Linked DNA regions of Mus musculus: all the other regions are linked to region 3. The links are chromatin loops, found by intact Hi-C in ENCODE. Cell type or tissue: left cerebral cortex. All regions are shown on one strand. Links, peaks and the distances in the headings refer to the core of each region. The heading gives the core; the rest is flanking DNA.

Region 1 (4,000 bases), core at 1-4,000, 680 kb after region 3:
TGAATGTGGTGCCAATCAGCCTTCGTTACTGGGAACACAACACTGCACCATTAATGGAGGGAGCTTTGCAACTGCTCATTAGTTCTCCAGATTCAGGGCTTTATTCTAAGGGATGCTCAGAAGCCGAGGATGCACCAGTGACCACCAAGTGTCTCCCCGGAGACAGGGGCTGCTCCAGGGAGTGACTGCGCTCTGTCCCCTCCCTTCCTTGCTCACTCACACGGTCCTCCAGGATCCTCTGCTGAATCCCCCGGGGCTGTGGGATGTTAAAGGGCTGAACGAGCAATAGAAAATTCTAGATTAAGACATTCCTGTGGGGGAAGTTAGGACTCTGAGAAGACAGAAACACAAACCAAATCTTCCAAGGGGTGGGGGGTGGGGGGGAGGAAAGCCTGCTTTCCACACTCCAGTCAGTGAAGTGGGCGGCTCTGGATGGGCAGATGGCAGCAGGGAGACAAGACGCGCAGCAAGGCCACCATGCTGGGCTAGATCATCAGACGACAAATTCAAAGATCAAATCTCTGCCTGAGAGACGGGACATTTGGAGCAGGTATAACATTGGGTTAGACGGAAGGTTTCAGCGGATCAGATATGTGTGAAAAGTTTTCAGGTTTGAAGCTCAAGAGGAGCACTGGTGTGGATTGTCCGTGCCAAAGGTCCACAGATGGACCTGGGCCTACCTGGTGGGGTGAGGCTTTTTCTTCCAGGCTTCAGAGGAAGCAGGGGGCTTCTGTGACGTGTTTGTGTATTACAGGAACACTATGCCTTCCCAATGAGATATCACTCGGTGCGCCCAGGAAAAATAAGGAGAAGGCACTTTGTTGAAGATGCACTCCACTGGCCTGGCACTCTATGGCTGATACCCAGAGGTGAGTGGGCCTTAAACAGACGGCTTTACTAATTTGTGTTCCACATACCTTGTCGATATTGTGTTTGTCAGGGTTCTCTAGAGTCACAGAACTTATGGAATGTGTGTGTGTGTGTGTGTGTGTGTGTGTGTGTGTGTGTGTGTGTAATTTATTGGAAAGACTTGCTGCAGTCCAACTAACCCAACAATGGCCAGCTGTGAACAGGAAGTCTAAGAATCTAGTAGTTGCTCAGACTCAGCTGATCTGTTGTATAAGCTGGAATTCTGAAGAAGTAGGCTTCCATAGATGTGCTGCAAAATGAGTGTGAACCCCTCCCTTCTTCCGTTGTTCTTATGTGGGCCTCCAGCAGAAGGTACGGCCCAGATTAAAGATGTGCCTCAAGATCTGAATTAAAGGGGTGTGTCTACCCTAGATTGGATTTTATTGCTGTGAAAAGACACCATGACCATGGCAACTCTTATAAAAACAAACATGTAATTGGAAATTACAGTTTCAGAGTTTTAGTTCATTATCATCATGGTGGGAAGCATGGCAGCATGCAGGCAGACATGGTGCTGGAGAAGAAGAGAGTTCCACATCTTGTTCCAAAGGTAGCAGCAGGAGACTGTCATCCACAGGCAGTCAGGAGGAAGGTCTCTTCTGCACTGGGCAGAGCTTGAGCCCTAGGAGACCTCAAAGCACACCCCCACAGTGACACACTTCCTCCAACAAGACCACACCTATTTCAACAAGGCCACACCTCCTAATAGTGCCACTTCCTGTGGTCCAAGCATATTCAAACCACCACAGTGTCCACCCAGATCCAAAGATTGTGTCATCCCACCTTAGGATCTAGATCAAAAGCTGTGTCTTCCAGTCTCAAGATCCAGATCAAAGACATGTTATCTTCCTGCCTCAAGATCTGGAGCCCAGTGAGCCCTCCATTTCTGAATCGTGTTTTATTCCAGACAACCGAGAATAGCCATCAGAGATACTATACACATTTAAATAGAGTGACATGGGAAATACATATTCCAGCTTTATACAGTTGGTAACTGCCTGTCGGTAAAGATGGCACAACCTGGTTAGTTGATTGATGCTGCCATACACAAGCCTGCTACTGTACTGGCTTGTATTTGTGGAGCTAAACCATGGTTGCTATGTTAGATGCTTCCACTAGAGGGTGCCTGCAAACCTCTGAGTGGGGCTGATAAAATAGGCTCAAGAGGAAAGGATGTTTTCTTTCAGGTGTCAGCAACCTACAGGCAGTGTGCCAACATTGCCTGTCACAGAATGAATAGAGGTCTTGTTTTATTGTTGTGTTTTTGTGGGGTGGAGGGGGGTTATTAGGGATTGAACCCAGGGCTTTGTATGTGTGAGGTTAACACTCACCACTGAACTATATCCTTTAAAAACAAACAAACAAACAAAAACCTTGTATACTGAGACAGGTTTCACTCTATAGCCCAGGCAGGCCTTGTGATCTACCTGCCTCGACCTCCCATTCAGCTGGGACTACAGGTTTGCACCACCAGGCTTTGGCTAAATAAAGTTTTCTTGGAACTTCCCTTTTTATATTCATTTCCTTTTGATTCGAGGCGGCTTTCACACGACAAAGGTAAAACTGAACAGTGGTAACAGAAATATCACAGTCCTCAAAGCCAAGAGCATTTACTGTATATTCTTGACAGACAAAACTTGCTCTCTTCATTCTAGATGCACATACGCTCCAAAATGGTCTGTGTGCCTGAAAAGAACCTACGTAAATTCATAATTATGACAGCTTCATAAGGTAGATAGTATAATTATCCCCACTGCATGGACTTTAAACTGAGGCATGGAGACACTAGATGTAATTCCCAGAGTCCCATGGCCAATAACAATTACTTGAGTTGAATCTTGAATCCCAATAGTATGGTCCTAGAGGCTGCTCACTAAACAACCACTGAAAATGCCTCCTAAAGTTTGTACAAAGGGTAGAGAACCCCAAGATAGCCACACACAAGACATTCTTAGCAGCACGGAAAGATGGAGCTGCAGCGTCGAGTTTCCAAATGATGGATGATATGTAGCTTCCAAGCTGGGACCCAGGCAGCTCACAGCCAAGTGCAACAGCAGAAATAAAGTAAGTGATGCCAACCACGCCAGCAGGAGATTGTGTTTCACTAATGTACTCTTTTGCAGGGGTTACTGTAGAGAGCTCATCAAAGTGAGAGGTTAAGGGGCTGGGAAGACAGCTCAGTCAATAAAGTGCTTGCTCTGTACCTATGAGGATATGTGCTTGGATCCACAGCACCACATAAAAGTCAGGTGTGGCTTGCAGCCACCAAGCAGACCCCCTGGAGCCCACTGGGCAGCCAGTAGTCTAGTCACACTGGTGAATCCCAGGTTCAGGGAGAGGCTCCGTATCCAAAAGATAAGGTGAACAGTCATTAAGAAAGACATCTGATCTAAGCTCTGATCACACATGCACATGTACACACAAACACAAAAAGATAAGAAAGGAAGGTCAGAGGCACAGCAGGTGCCTTACTGTGATTTACACTCTAGCATAGAACCAACATGCCCTCCTTTCTGAGTATGCAGTCGTCAGCAGAAAGAACCCAAGAGACGGGCTGCTGAGATGGCTCAGAGGTTAGCACTGGCTGTTCTTCCAGAGGTCCTGAGTTCAATTCTCAACAACTACATGGTGGCTCACAACCATCTGTCTATAAAGGGATCTGATGCCCTCTTCTGGCATGTTGATGTATATGCAGCAGAACACTTACACATAATTTTTTAAAAATAAAAAATAAAAACAAAACAAAAACCCCAAGAGACAAGGCTGGAGGGTGAATGCTAGGATGCAGGAATATTGAGAGCTGGGTGGAAGATGCTCACCACACAAACATCTCCAGTAGCCACAATAGTGTAAGAAGCCTAGAAGTGAAAGGCAGATCCCCTGGCTTCGATTCCCACTGCTCAGAGTTCACACGGCTTGTAACTTTGTATGAAGCCATTTTTCAGAGCTGCTGAGAAACAACCGGCTGGCCAATCCCCACCAGACTCTATCTGAAGATTGCAACAATGTTGCCCCCCCCCTGCTGGGTGAGTTTTATTCTCAGCTAGGAGACAGAGCCCAGTAGACTTCTTGGCATCTGGAGAACGGCAAA
Region 2 (4,000 bases), core at 1-4,000, 670 kb after region 3:
TTCTGCAGATAGTCAATTGCACCCTTCTCATTCACTGGCTCTGGGTGGCCTGAGGACACAGGCAGTGCAAAGTGGTGTGGGGTGTGCTCAGACTCAAGGCTGCAGCAAAGTCTCAAAGTCTCAAGATGGTGCTGCCAGAGGCACATCCATTCCTTACGTGTATAACTTTGGACTGCCTTTTGGTCAATGCACATTCAAAAACCATTCACTGTTGCCAAATTATCCTGGAGGCCCCCCACATGATGGGCAGTTTAAGGAGCTGTGATGCAAAGGATACTGGGAAGGCGACTCTCAGGAAAGGAAATACAGCTTATAGACACAAGAGAAAGCTCCATCCCACACACAATTAAGGCAATGTAAATTAAAACCATAATGAGGAACTATTTTCTCCTACCAGACGGACAGCGGATGCTCAGGTAGGCTGTGAGCAACTACTTGTACATCAGAAAACAGCACCTCCCACTAGTCAGGTGCGCATCCTGCCCAGCAACTGGCCCATCTGAACTTCAGGCCCACTTGCTGTGCTGCCTGGACCTTTGCAAACAGGTCTCTGAAGTGAGCACCCTGACGCTCTGAAGAAAACATTCTTGGCTTTAACTGGCCGTCAGAGTGTAACTCCACACAGTAGGACTGCACCTCACTGCCTGCCCTTAGCCATTTGAAAGCACTTTGTCTCCATTGCCATGTAGAGAGGCAGAGGCCTCACTACCGACCTCTCCCTTATCCCTACATCAATTTTACTGGGTATTATTACTAATGATGGTAGCCAGCCAGGAAATGTTTGCTGAGAATCTGCACACAGTTAGCCTTTTTCTGACTTCTAATAGTCCCAGTGGTGGTGGGAGGGGGGTGGCGGTTGTGTGCTTTGGGTTTGTTTGTTTGACTTTTATGTTTTGCTTTATTTTTAAGACAGAGTCTTTCTGCATAGCCCAGGCTGGACTTAAGCTCCCGATTTCCCTACCTCAGCTGCCCGAATGCCAGGATGACAGGTGTGCACCACCATGCCCACACACTTTGTTATTTTTCCTTTTTTGAAATTTGCCTATATGACTTGAAGTAATGCATTTAGTAGATCTCTATCCACAGACATCATAATTCATACTAGTTCTGGGTTTTTTTAAATTCTGTGGTTTTTGCAAATCATAAAAACTTACTCTAACTAGCCTAAAGAGCAGGTGTTAGAAGAATGACTATGGTGTGGGTTCTAGGGTACAGTAAAAAATCCAAAGGGACTGAACGACTGTGAATCTGCACAAAGGCAGCAGTTGAAGGGGCTCACATGCTCCTTCCAGTCTATGTTTCCGGCCCCTCCTGTCAAAACCCTGAGGTCCACTATGGTCAAGGGGGTGGGGCACTAGCCTGTCTGCTGTTGAAGCAGTTGCAGGAAAACATGGGTTTCTGGGCAGTCATCTCTGTACTCCTATGATGCAAACGTTAATTGTTCTCCATCAGAATACTTGAGAATGGATTCAAGGTCTGATTGAAGGAAAGGCAGGTGGCCTGTCTCCGATATTATCCACGACAGAGTGCGGGGAACTGGAGATCAGACTGCCTTAGCTCTGAGGGCCTAGTTCTCTTTTCCTTAAGCAATCGGGAAGTCTCTTGCCTCTCTTCTCCCCCTAGCGGGAGGAGAGGTGGTGGCGGTGACGTTTGCCGGGTGTGAGTGGGATGCTATGAAGGTGGAGTGGAGGTGGAGATGTTTGGGGGATGGTTTCAGGTGGTAGTGGTGTTTGAGAGTATTGGAGGTAGTATAAGGTGGGGTGGGGATGGAGTGGTATTTGAAGGGTGGTTTTAGCTTGGGGAATTAACCTGCCGACAGTTTGTCTTGAGATTCTTTTCCTATTTTGTGCACAGAAGTCCCGCTCTGCCCCCTGGTGGAAGCCACCCGAAACTACAAGGAGAAAACGACTTCAGGCCTCTTCTGAGGCAGCCCTTGCTTGCCTTGTTAGATTGTTTCTAGCTATTTTGTTGCGGGCTTTGCCTTAATAGCTCACCTACCTCAGGCCAAGTTCCAGGCCTGCTACCTGTCCTTGACGCTCTAGCACACGCGCAGACTTCCGAGGGCTGCTTTAAGGGCCACAGATAGAATCGCTTTAAAAACAAAGGCAGGGGTTGTAGGGTTGGCTTTGTGGTTAAGAGCATGTATTGCTCTTCCGGAGAACCTAAACTCATCCGTGACAGGTGGCTCACAACCACCTGACTCTAGCTCCAGGGTAGTTGGCACCTCTAGCCTCTGAGAGCATCTACACGCCCACACACGTAATTTAAAATAAATAAAAATTTAAAACCCACCAAAGTATATAATCTTTCAGTTCTGGAAGGAAACTGTCTGAAGCACTCACTGGGCCATATTCCTTCCAATGCCCATAGAGGAGCCCTTCCTTCCCTCTCTGTAGCCTCAAGACATCTAAGCAACCTTCTCTTGGTCGTGAATGTATTGCTCCAGTCCTCTGCCTTCACAGGATCTGCCTTCTCTCTGCATCTCTTCATCCCTCTGTGCCTGTCTCTTTGTCTCCAATTCCTGTTTTCTAAGCAGTACAATACCCTATTATTGGATAAGGATCCACCTGCTCATTAGACGTCATTTAAAGGCTGGGATTAGAAAGCCAACGTGCACTAAGATGAAACGTATCATACTTGGTTGATACCGGTAACTGTGAATTAGACTGTGCACCACTGGTTCCTGATTTGAACATCTGGTCCCCACATAGTGGCTCTGCTTTGTGAGATTATGGAATCTTCAGGAGATGTGGCCTAGCTGGAAGAGCTAAGCCACTAGAGCCTAGCCCATGAAAGTTAGAGTCTAGACCCTGGGTTCACCACTCTCTCCGCTTCCTGGTCCTCAGGAATATGAACTGCTTCCTCTTTATGCTCCCATGGCAACCATGCCTTCCTATTACAATGGACTGAAATTCTAAAATCATAAGCCAAAATAAACATTTCCTCCATTAAGCTAAGTTGCGTAGCTTGGGTATAGGTGTTTGCCAGCAGCTAATAAAACACCTTATTAACCATAACCACATCATTTTTGTAAAGCTCCTCCATTTGGATTAAAGCGACAAGTCCTGAAACCACAATAATTTGATTTTCAAAACTAAAGTAACTTCTTTTTCTAGATATTCTTCCATCTCTCTTCTCATTGGCTGATCCAAAGGTAGCCTGACTGCAAGGCAATACTATCTACCACTCTTCAATTAATGTAGAAGAAACTCAAAGCTACAGGTTTGATTTAATAAATGATTTACTAATAGATTTGCTTAGAAGACATTAAATCACACTCTCATTCATTAATACTGTCATGTGACATGCTTGAAAGACATGGATTAAAAGCAGAAATACAAACCGCTTGCTCATGTCATCCTCAAAGATCTGAATAAACAACTTAGATAGGGTGTTCCTTGTGTCCCAAGTGTGTCAATCAAGTTGATACAAACAAACCAGACACAATCAGTGCTTGTTATGATGAAATGACAGTCTCTTTCACTAGGAGGTCGGCAGTGTCAAAATGAAGCTGAATATCTCTTTCCTTGCCACCTACTTCAGAAACTCTTTAAAGTGGACAATGAGTGTAAGCTGTGCGCTTTCTGTGAGAAGCCCTGGCCACAGAAATAGCCGCTGAAGCTCTGGGTGAAGATAGAATGGTCATGTGGTCCAGATCAGTGGTAGGAACTATACACAAGGTTTTCCCATCGAGCAAGGTGCTTGACGGCAAAGGGCGCCTGCTGCTGAGTCAGGGACGTTCTTGTTCTAGCCCGAGGAATGCTGGAGAGAGAGTCTGTCTGAGGATGCATTGTGGGTGCCAATCTGAGTGTTCTCAGCTTGGTTATTCTATAAAAAGCGGTGGGGGTGGCTATTCCTGGACTGACAGATAGTATTGTGCCTTGGCAATTGGTGCTGAGAAGAGCTAGCAGAATCTGAAAGTCTTTCGATGTCTGAAGAAGATGGTGCCCACCAGTATGTTGTCAGAAGGCCCGTAAACACAGAAGATAAACCCCAGGAC
Region 3 (8,519 bases), core at 2,794-6,793:
TCTGGGCTGATGAACAAGAAAGCCAAAAGCTACCCAAGCTCTGATGCAAGCACTCTGACTTGACCTGTCCTTCCTTGACACAGACAATTGGTAGACAGAGTGTTTGAGATCAGCCGTGGAAACAGTTAACAGTTGGGCTGGAGCCAGGAGCCATAGGAATCAGATACAGGGGGGATGGGTGATAGTGGCCTCATCTTTTTTAATTAATTATTTTATTTATTTACATCCAGAAGGCCACCTCATCCACCCTCCCTTCGTCTTTTGAATGGGACTCTTAGTCTTAGACTAACAGAGGTGGAGTTAAAGCCACTAGCAATATGGATGGGAGTGAAAGAAAGACACCCTCCCTCACCTTTCAGGACCTGGGAGGACAGAGGCTCACAGATCTCCCAGGGTGGGGGTGGGGCCACACTCAGTGACTCATAGCAGTTACCCGAAGGTGCTCCTTCTCCCACCCCTTGTCTTACTTCCTCTTATGACTAAATTGGGTTCTGAGAAGCCCACATGTCAAAACCCAATTCTTCAGAATGCAACTGTGTTTGGAAATAGGGGTCGGGAAGATGTAATTGATTTAAAAACACAAGTCTGATAGGGTATGTCCTAAGCCTGAGAGACTGGGACACAGATGGTAGTTATGGAAGGGTGGCAGGGGAGTCTCTGTCACAGGCCAAGAAAAGAGGCATTGGGGAAAAAAGTCCTTTGGCTTGATCTTGGGCTTCCAGGTCCCACAATGAGAATGTTTCTGTTGCTGAAGTGCCCCAGGTTCCTGTGCGCTGCAGCAGTAGAACACCCCCTTCACACCCCCACTGCTCTCCTAGTGCCTTTTGGGGTCACTTCCTAAACGAACTGTTGGCACCTTTCTTCTTGTCTCAGAAACCAAGTGTGTGCAGAACTTTATAGAGAAAGCTACAGGCCTCGATGTCAGGGGTGAGGGACACAGTAGATCTGTTAGAGCAGTGTGGGCTCTGAGGTAATGTAGACCTTAAATTCTAGCTGCTAGATTTCATATAATCTCATTTTCTGGAAGCCGAGGCAGAAGATCACAAACTCAAGGTCCTCCTTCCTGGGCTCCAAATTGAGTTCAAGGGCAGTCTAGAGAGCCTAGACTTGATCTTAAGATAAAAATTAAAAGCTGAAAAAAAAATTAAAAGCTGATAGTTGTGCGTTGCTAGGGCACAGGATTCCCTTTGTAGGTTCTTGGTTACATCAATAGAGAACTTAGAAATGGATTTAAGGAAAAAAAGGGATGCAAAAGCAGTTTGCTGAAATTAGATGCGATCCTGGGTGCCAGGATAAGGATGCTATCTGGAAAGAGATAGAAGAGGGGAACAGAGAGAAGTGAGGGGGTTAAGGATGAGCATGGTGGGGTACCCCTGTTGCCTGTCGTCCTTGCTCATTCAGGGAGGCGGAGGTGGGAGAACAATGAATTCAACACCATCCTCAACTACATAACAAAGCCAAGGCTAGCCTGAGCTACTGGGGACCATGTCACCAAACAAACAAACAAACAAACAAACAAACAAAGGAAAAAAGACCAGAACCAGGCTCCCAGGGAGCCTTCCTTCTGTCTGCCTTCCTTCTCAACTCCGCCTCCAGCGTGTTGTATGTGTTTGTACCACAAAGTTGCCCTTTCTTCTAGAGTCTGGGGCATGAAAGCCCCAGACTTTACTCATTCTGCCTTACAAAAGGGAAAAGATTTAACTTTAATATCCTTTGACGTAGCCTGTAGCCAGCTGGAGTTGCTCAATGTGCTCAAGCACGCAGGATGAATCGACGATAGGAAGAAATAATAACAAACTCGATTTCTTTTATGGTTGTCGGCATACCTTTTAGCTCTGTGGCCAGGCAGGAACAGCACTACTGAATGCCGTCTGTTTATCTTTCCGTATTGTTAGCTTTGGCCAGGGAACACTAGCTAGCTAACTGCACGTACTGTCTTCCACTTGCCCTTCATCTTTGTGGCCAGTTTAAGGCCTCTGTATTGATTCATCTTTAGCCCTGCAGTAGTTATGGCCAGCTTGGGGATCATCATTGCTCTTTGAGAGACCGGTGCTGGGTTATTTTAAATCTAAGTGAGATAAGGCAGTGCTTGGGAATGAGCTACACAGAGCTTGGAGTTCGTCTACGGTAGCACTTGAATCCTGCCTGCTTTCCAATGATCTTATTTTCTGCTAAAATGTCTCCCAGAGGCTTCCAGGTTTGAACATTTGGTCCCCTCATGGTGGCGCTGTTCATCCTGGTAGGGGGTTCTATGTGGAGAGTGGATGAAACCTCGAGTGAATGAGTGTTATTGGCATGAGTACAGCCACGTTACGGACCCTTCCTTTGGTCAGACGTTGATAGTATGTGAAGAGTTCCAGCCACAGCTTCCTCTTCCCAGGTGACAGCAACAAGGGACTGCTCTACAGAAACCCCACCTACTAAGAGTACCTAGTCCTTTTCCTCTTCTTCCTCCCCTCCCCTCCTCCTCCTCCTCCTCCTCTTCCTCCCTCTCATTCCACTGCATATAATAACTGGGCTGAGTTTCTGGACTGCTGATACATCTCCATACGAGTGCATGCCCAGCTCAGCATTTCTGTGTATGTGTCACCCACTTCTTCATTTCCCCATTGCCTTGGTCTGGTTGATCCCAAAGTCAGGCAGGTCTCAGCAGTTATGAAAACCTTAGGAGGTGGGCTGAGCTACAGGGAGTGGGTCACTTGGTGGGCCTTGAGGTTTACAGGCTAGCCCTACTTCTGGCTGGCCTCTGCGTCCCGATCCATCCAGATGTGAGCAAGTTGGAGTTGCTACAGGGCATACAGTAGCCCATGCTCCAAACCTAAGTGCTTCTCCTGTATGCAGCTTCTATTAGGCACTTTGCTAAAGTACTTAATCCCCCTCCCTACTCCAATGTGCTCAGCAGTGACTGTCTGTGGGTAACTGCCTCTAAGGTAGGGCCTTGGGGCATATAAAGAACAGCTCTGCCTTCCTTCTCAACTCCGCCTCCAGCGTGTTGTATTTATCTTCACCTTTTAGCGTTCGGCTGGCCTTTTAAAAAGTTGTAAAACAGGATTTTCTCTCTCCTTATTTTAAAGCCGTGTTCATTCTGATTTAATGTGCGTGGGTATTTTGCTGCCTATATGTCTGTGCACCAAATGTGTGCAGTGCCCAGAAGGGCCAGAAGAGGGCATCAGATTCCCCACTGGAACTGGAGTTCGGATCATTGCTAGCCACGAGTGCTAGGAATTGAATTTGGGTCTTCTGGGAGTGCTCTTAATGAACGAGCCATCTCTCTAGCCCCCAGGACTTTCTCTTTAGTGCTGGAGGAATCTTGCTACAAGGTTCTTCCTCACTTGGTCCAGACACAGGAGTCACCATCTGCCCTTGTAAAGGGACTCAGTGACTGTCCTATTTGTAAAGAGTGTTCTCAACTTGTTACAGATCATTCACTGTGCCATTTGTCTCAGAAAACACTGACATACCGACATACTGACATTCTCATCTCTCAAGTGGTGCCTGGGAAACAGATGGCTGCCCTTCCATGCCTTGACCAGTATCCCACCTACCAGTGGGGGTTAAATGCCAGTGAGCCCATCCTAAGCCAGAAATGCATTTACTGTACCCAGTTGTTGAACACCATGACTTATGATACTGTCAAGCGTTGGTTGTTATCTTCCGAAGCATGGAGCTGATCAGAGCCATGGCTTCCTGCTTCTGCCTAGTGTCAGGATCGAGCACCGTGCTGCATATTTTGTTATTTTGGGAAAGAACCCAAATCTAAAATCTCAAATATAGTTTCTGTTGAGTATGGACCATTTTGGCATCGTCCATCCTGATGTCCAGAAATCTGAGGGTGACTGTTGTAAGTTGAACACTCTGTGACTCACTCAGTGCTGGGCGGGTGTGGTCTTAGCCATCAGCAAATCTTTGTTGTGGGGTTCAGCAAATCTCTGTTGTGGGGTTCAGGGAGTAAAGCCCCAACCTCCAGGCTTTGCTGAATTTTAGAGCAGATGGGAAGACCAGCCACCCTCAAACAAGCTGGCATTTGTAGTGTCCATATGAAGCGATCATTGGGACAGGAAGCAGGAGGTGGAAATTCATATACTAACTCAACATTGAATGCGTGGTCAAATACACAGTGCCAGGCCATCGAACAGCAGTTCCCCGGTTTGAAAAAAAAAATGAGCGTTATAATATGTTTGTGTTATTCCAGGCATACTTGTGGTGGCCTTCATCAGCTTGGCCGTCTCTATGAATTAAACATGAAGGCTTCATAAAGGCAGGCATCGATCATGCTGTGTGGATAAACAAGAGACCTCTAAAATCAAGCAGGCTTGGTGTAAAACCCCAACTCTACCACTTAAGACTTATGTGAACCATGGAGCTTACTTAGTGTGCCTGCAGCTTAGCCACGCTCAAGACCTTGTGGATTCAAAAACCACCCACCGGATAAGTGGATAAACAAAGTTATCCTTTTGTTTACCCTTAAGCGGCTCTCAAGTACCCCGATGGTTTATTATTTGACCACTAGAGGTCAGGCTAACCCCAAGGTTCAACTCACGATAATCTGGTCTCTTGTTTCTGGTATGTTTTCCAAAGGAGCCAAGCAAAGATCTCTTCACAAACCCACTCAGGATGTCATACCCACTTCCCCAGAACACTTTTGCCCCCCTTCAGACTTTACCCCTTGACTAGGAAGATGGGGATCTGCCCGAGGGTGAACACACTGAATGATTTCATTGGAAATCAGCATAACCCAGTGTCACCCCGGTTCCTTCCCCTTTCTGCAGAAGCGGAACCAAGGACAGCTTCTGAGTATAGCTGTGTTTTGGGAACTATTATAAGACTTTCACCCATATTAACTTGAAATCTCTGTGGGGTAGTTGTTCTTCGTTTAATTTTGCAGAGGAAAAGCCAATGTAGGGACACAGTACCGATAGTCTATCAGATTCTACCTGCGATTAGCCTGGGACTGAGTTCTCGCGAGAGCTAGCTGCTGAGATACACACTTAGGATCTGGGAGATGCCAAATAAAGGCTCCCAGTCCTGCCTAGGACCTGAGATTTTTGGTCTTTAGGATGAATTTCCTCCCCCCTTTTTGGGATCTGCTATGATCCTCAGGCTGACCTAGACCATGGTCTCTTCCAGTTCCAGTGCTGGACTTATAAGTGTGAGTCATCATGTCTAACTTGGGGTGACTCTTTGGGGTTTTTTGGGCCAATGGGAGCATGCTGTCCCTCACTGCATTGCCTGTGGCTCTTGGAGGGAGGGGGTCAGACAGACCAAACTCAAATCTCCATGTTGTTGTTTGCACAGTTTTGTGGCCCAACACATACACACTTTACTCAGTCTCAGTTTCTTCCTTTTGAAAATCTAGAAACTTCCTCTTAGTCTACTCTATAACATCTATGGCTTCTGGAGTATTCTTGCTTGGTTTCTACTCTGTTTCTACTGCTAGACAGTTCTGGATTACAGTGGGTACATAAGAACTATCTCCGGGGCCTGACATTCTGTAGTGAGTGTCCTTCAAAGTGTAAGAGTCCCTCTCTCTATATTCCCATGGAAAATGAGTCTGGAAAATGCCCGAGTCAAGGTACTTTATAAGAAATGGAGGTTTGATTAGCTTATGGTTCTGGGGCCAGGGGAGTCTAAGAGTGGGCTGCTAACGTCAGCTGAGGGTCTTGTGGTCACAACATGCAGAAGCATCACACAGTGAGACAGAGTCCAAGTTTCCCCTTCTTATAAAGCTACCGGTGCCACCCTGGGGTCCCATCCTCAGGACCTTACCTAACAGTAGTCACTTCTCCAAGGCCCATTAATATATGACTTTGGGGATTAAGTTTTCTTTTCTTTCTCTCTTTCTTTCTCTCTCTCTCTCTCTCTCTCTCTCTCTCTCTTTCTTTCTTTCTTTCTTTCTTTCTTTCTTTCTCTCTTTCTCTCTCTCTTTCTCTCTCTCTCTCTCCCTCCCTCCCTCCCTCCCTCCCTTCCTTCCTTCCTTCCTTCCTTCCTTCCTTTCCCCCCTCTCTCTTTCTTTTTTATTAGATATTTTTTATATACATTTCAAATGCTATACTGAAAGTTCCCTATACCCTCCCTCTGCCCTGCTCCCCTACCCACCCACTCCCGCTTCTTGGCCCTGGCATTCCCCTGTACTGGGGCATATAAAGTTTGCAATACCAAGGGACCTCTCTTCCCAGTGATGGCTGACTAGGCCATCTTCTGCTACATATGCAGCTAGACATATGAGTTCTAGGGGTACTTGTTAGTTTCTATTGTTGTTCCACCTATAGGGTCGCAGGCCTCTTCAGCTCCTTGGGTGCTTTCTCTAGCTTCTCCATTGGGGGCCCTGTGTTCCATCTTATAGATGACTGTGAGCATCCACTTCTGTATTTGCCAGGCACTGTCTCGTATGAGGCTATGCCAGTGCCTGGGATTAAGTTTTCAACACAAGAACTTTTGGGGAACACATCCCCCTAACCATCCCCCCTTTCCTTCTTGCTCTGGGGACAATCAGGAGGTGCATGGGGTCATGGTTCACAGCTTCAAGTTCTGGATGACATAAACTGGTAGACACAGAGTTGAAACCTGGCAGTTGTGTTCCGTTTGGCTGTAACACCCCACAGTTGTTGGTCATTTCCTGTGCATTTTATCCTTGTCTATATGGAAAAGAGGCTTGGTGTGGTCAGCCATATTCTCTCTGATTCTGCAGACAGAAGGCTATGTCCATCCACCGAAACTCCAGCTTGCATGCTGTATGTGCACGTAGGCTGTGTTCTTAGTTAATTAATTGTGTGTGTGTCTGTGCACAACTGGAGTTGAGGGGACATCTTGCAGGAGTCAGTTATTTTCTTCTACCAGTGTTCCAGGAATTGTCCTTGGCAACAAGTATCTTTATCCACTGAGCCATAGTTTTTGTTGTTGCTGTTGTTTGTTTTTTTAAATAAAAAATTTCAGGCAGTCATGGCAGTGCATGCCTTTAATCTGAGCACTTGGGAGGTAGAAGGGGGTGTATCTCTGTGGGTTTGAGGCCAGCTTGGTCTGCACGATGAGTTCCAGCATGGCCAGAGCTATGTAGACAGATACTGTCTTAAACAAAATAAAACAAATGTTATTATTTTAAGTTCTGTGTATGAATATATGTCTGCGTATGGCCGTGTGTGTGTGTGTGTGTGTGTGTGTGTGCACAGATGTCTGCAGGTGTTGCCTCCCTCCGAGATGTGGTTATGAGCCATCACGTAGGTGCTTGGAATTGCACTTTGGTACTCTGGAATTGCAGTTTCTGCTCTTAATCATTAAGCCATCTCTCCATCCCTTTATTTATCTTTTGAGACAAGAATCTGATATGGAACAGGATGGCTTCTAACTCACTATGCAGTTAAAGATGACCTTAAACGTCTGACCCTTTTTCCCCCATCTCCTGAGTGCTGGGTTGGACCCAGCACTGGCTTGCTTTCATGCCACGCCAGTGCTCTGCCAACTGAGTTAGATCCCCAGCTCCATGCACGTAAAGTTCCCTGTAGTGGCTATTCCTGGTTGTCAACTTGACAATATTTGGAATGAACTACAATCCGGAATTGGAAGGCTCACCAGTGACCCTTATCTGGAGGCTTGGAGATCCTTATCTGGATCTTGGTTTGAAGATCTTGAGCCACAGTGGCTATGGATTCCAGAAGATTGAATCTCCGAGTTTAAGGAACACACCTTTAATCTGGGCTACACCTTTCATCTGGGATTAAAGGTGTGGCGGAACACACCTTTAATCTGGGCTACACCTTCTGCTGGAGACAATATAAGGACATTGGAAGAAGGGAGTCTAGCTCTTGCTCTTGCTCCTGCTCCTTCGCCTGCTTGCTGTGTGAGACTGAGTAACTGCTAGATCCTTGGACTTCCATTCACAGCTGCGACTGAACAATTGTTGGGAATTGGGCTGCCAACTGTAAGTCATCAATAAATTCCTTTACTATCTAGAGACTATCCATAAGTTCTGTGACTCTAGAGAACCCTGACTAATACAGAAGTTGGTACCAGGAGTGGTTCTAGAGTAACAGAAGTACAAGGATGAATCTTTTAAAATACTGGAATTGGCTTGTTGATCCACCAGCACTTTCAACTATTGAAACCTCTCCAGATTCTCTCCCTCCTGGGAACTCAGAGAATTTTGAAGACCCATGGTTGAAACTATATTCCGAACTTAAAGAAGCTAATGACCTTGATTTTCTTAATGAATTAGGTGATTCAGTGCACAAAGCTTTCTACAAGATGGGGAAAAAATCGGAAAATGATTTTACTGGCTGGCTGCTCTTAGTATCTGTGGAAAAAATGATGAATGAAAAGAAGGAGTTGTGTGATAAAATCGAAAGGCTCCAGACACAAGTAAACGATCTAAAAGTTGCTAAGTGTGTCCTTGAGGAGAATCTTCTCTCTTGTAGCAATAGAGCTCAAGTTGCAGAAAATCAAACAGAAACTCTCATTGTGAGGTTGGCTGAACTACAGCGAAAATTCAAGTCTCAGCCTCAGAGTGTGTCGACAGTTAAAGTAAG

Evidence for each region. Peaks named below come from ENCODE experiments on the same cell type or tissue, not always from the same donor. Only the 100,000 strongest peaks of a DNase experiment are listed, where the experiment ranks them.
Region 1: it touches region 3 in a loop (2.0-fold over the local background); 21 of 42 quality-filtered maps call a loop at or near these places.
Region 2: it touches region 3 in a loop (2.8-fold over the local background); 24 of 42 quality-filtered maps call a loop at or near these places.

What each region holds. Positions count from the first base shown.
Region 1 is chr7:122,240,496-122,244,495 of GRCm38, reverse strand. Gm29903 (a long non-coding RNA gene) reads left to right here and starts at 243. Exons shown (of 4, transcript XR_869922.2): 1 at 243-550; 2 at 755-869. In left cerebral cortex, for the core only: CTCF peaks have their summits at 2,026 (motif pointing right) and 3,591 (motif pointing left); DNase peaks (open chromatin) are centred at 33, 369 and 2,031.
Region 2 is chr7:122,249,531-122,253,530 of GRCm38, reverse strand. No RefSeq gene overlaps it. Among named protein-coding and RNA genes, the nearest start is that of Gm29903, 7.3 kb to the right of the region's middle. In left cerebral cortex, for the core only: CTCF peaks have their summits at 1,601 and 1,801; DNase peaks (open chromatin) are centred at 1,653, 1,833 and 3,862; H3K27ac peaks cover 1,766 bases.
Region 3 is chr7:122,916,371-122,924,889 of GRCm38, reverse strand. It overlaps Gm39082 (a long non-coding RNA gene), which reads right to left and starts at 375. Exons shown (of 4, transcript XR_869923.1): 1 at 353-375. In left cerebral cortex, for the core only: CTCF peaks have their summits at 3,157 (motif pointing right) and 4,511 (motif pointing right); a DNase peak (open chromatin) is centred at 4,523.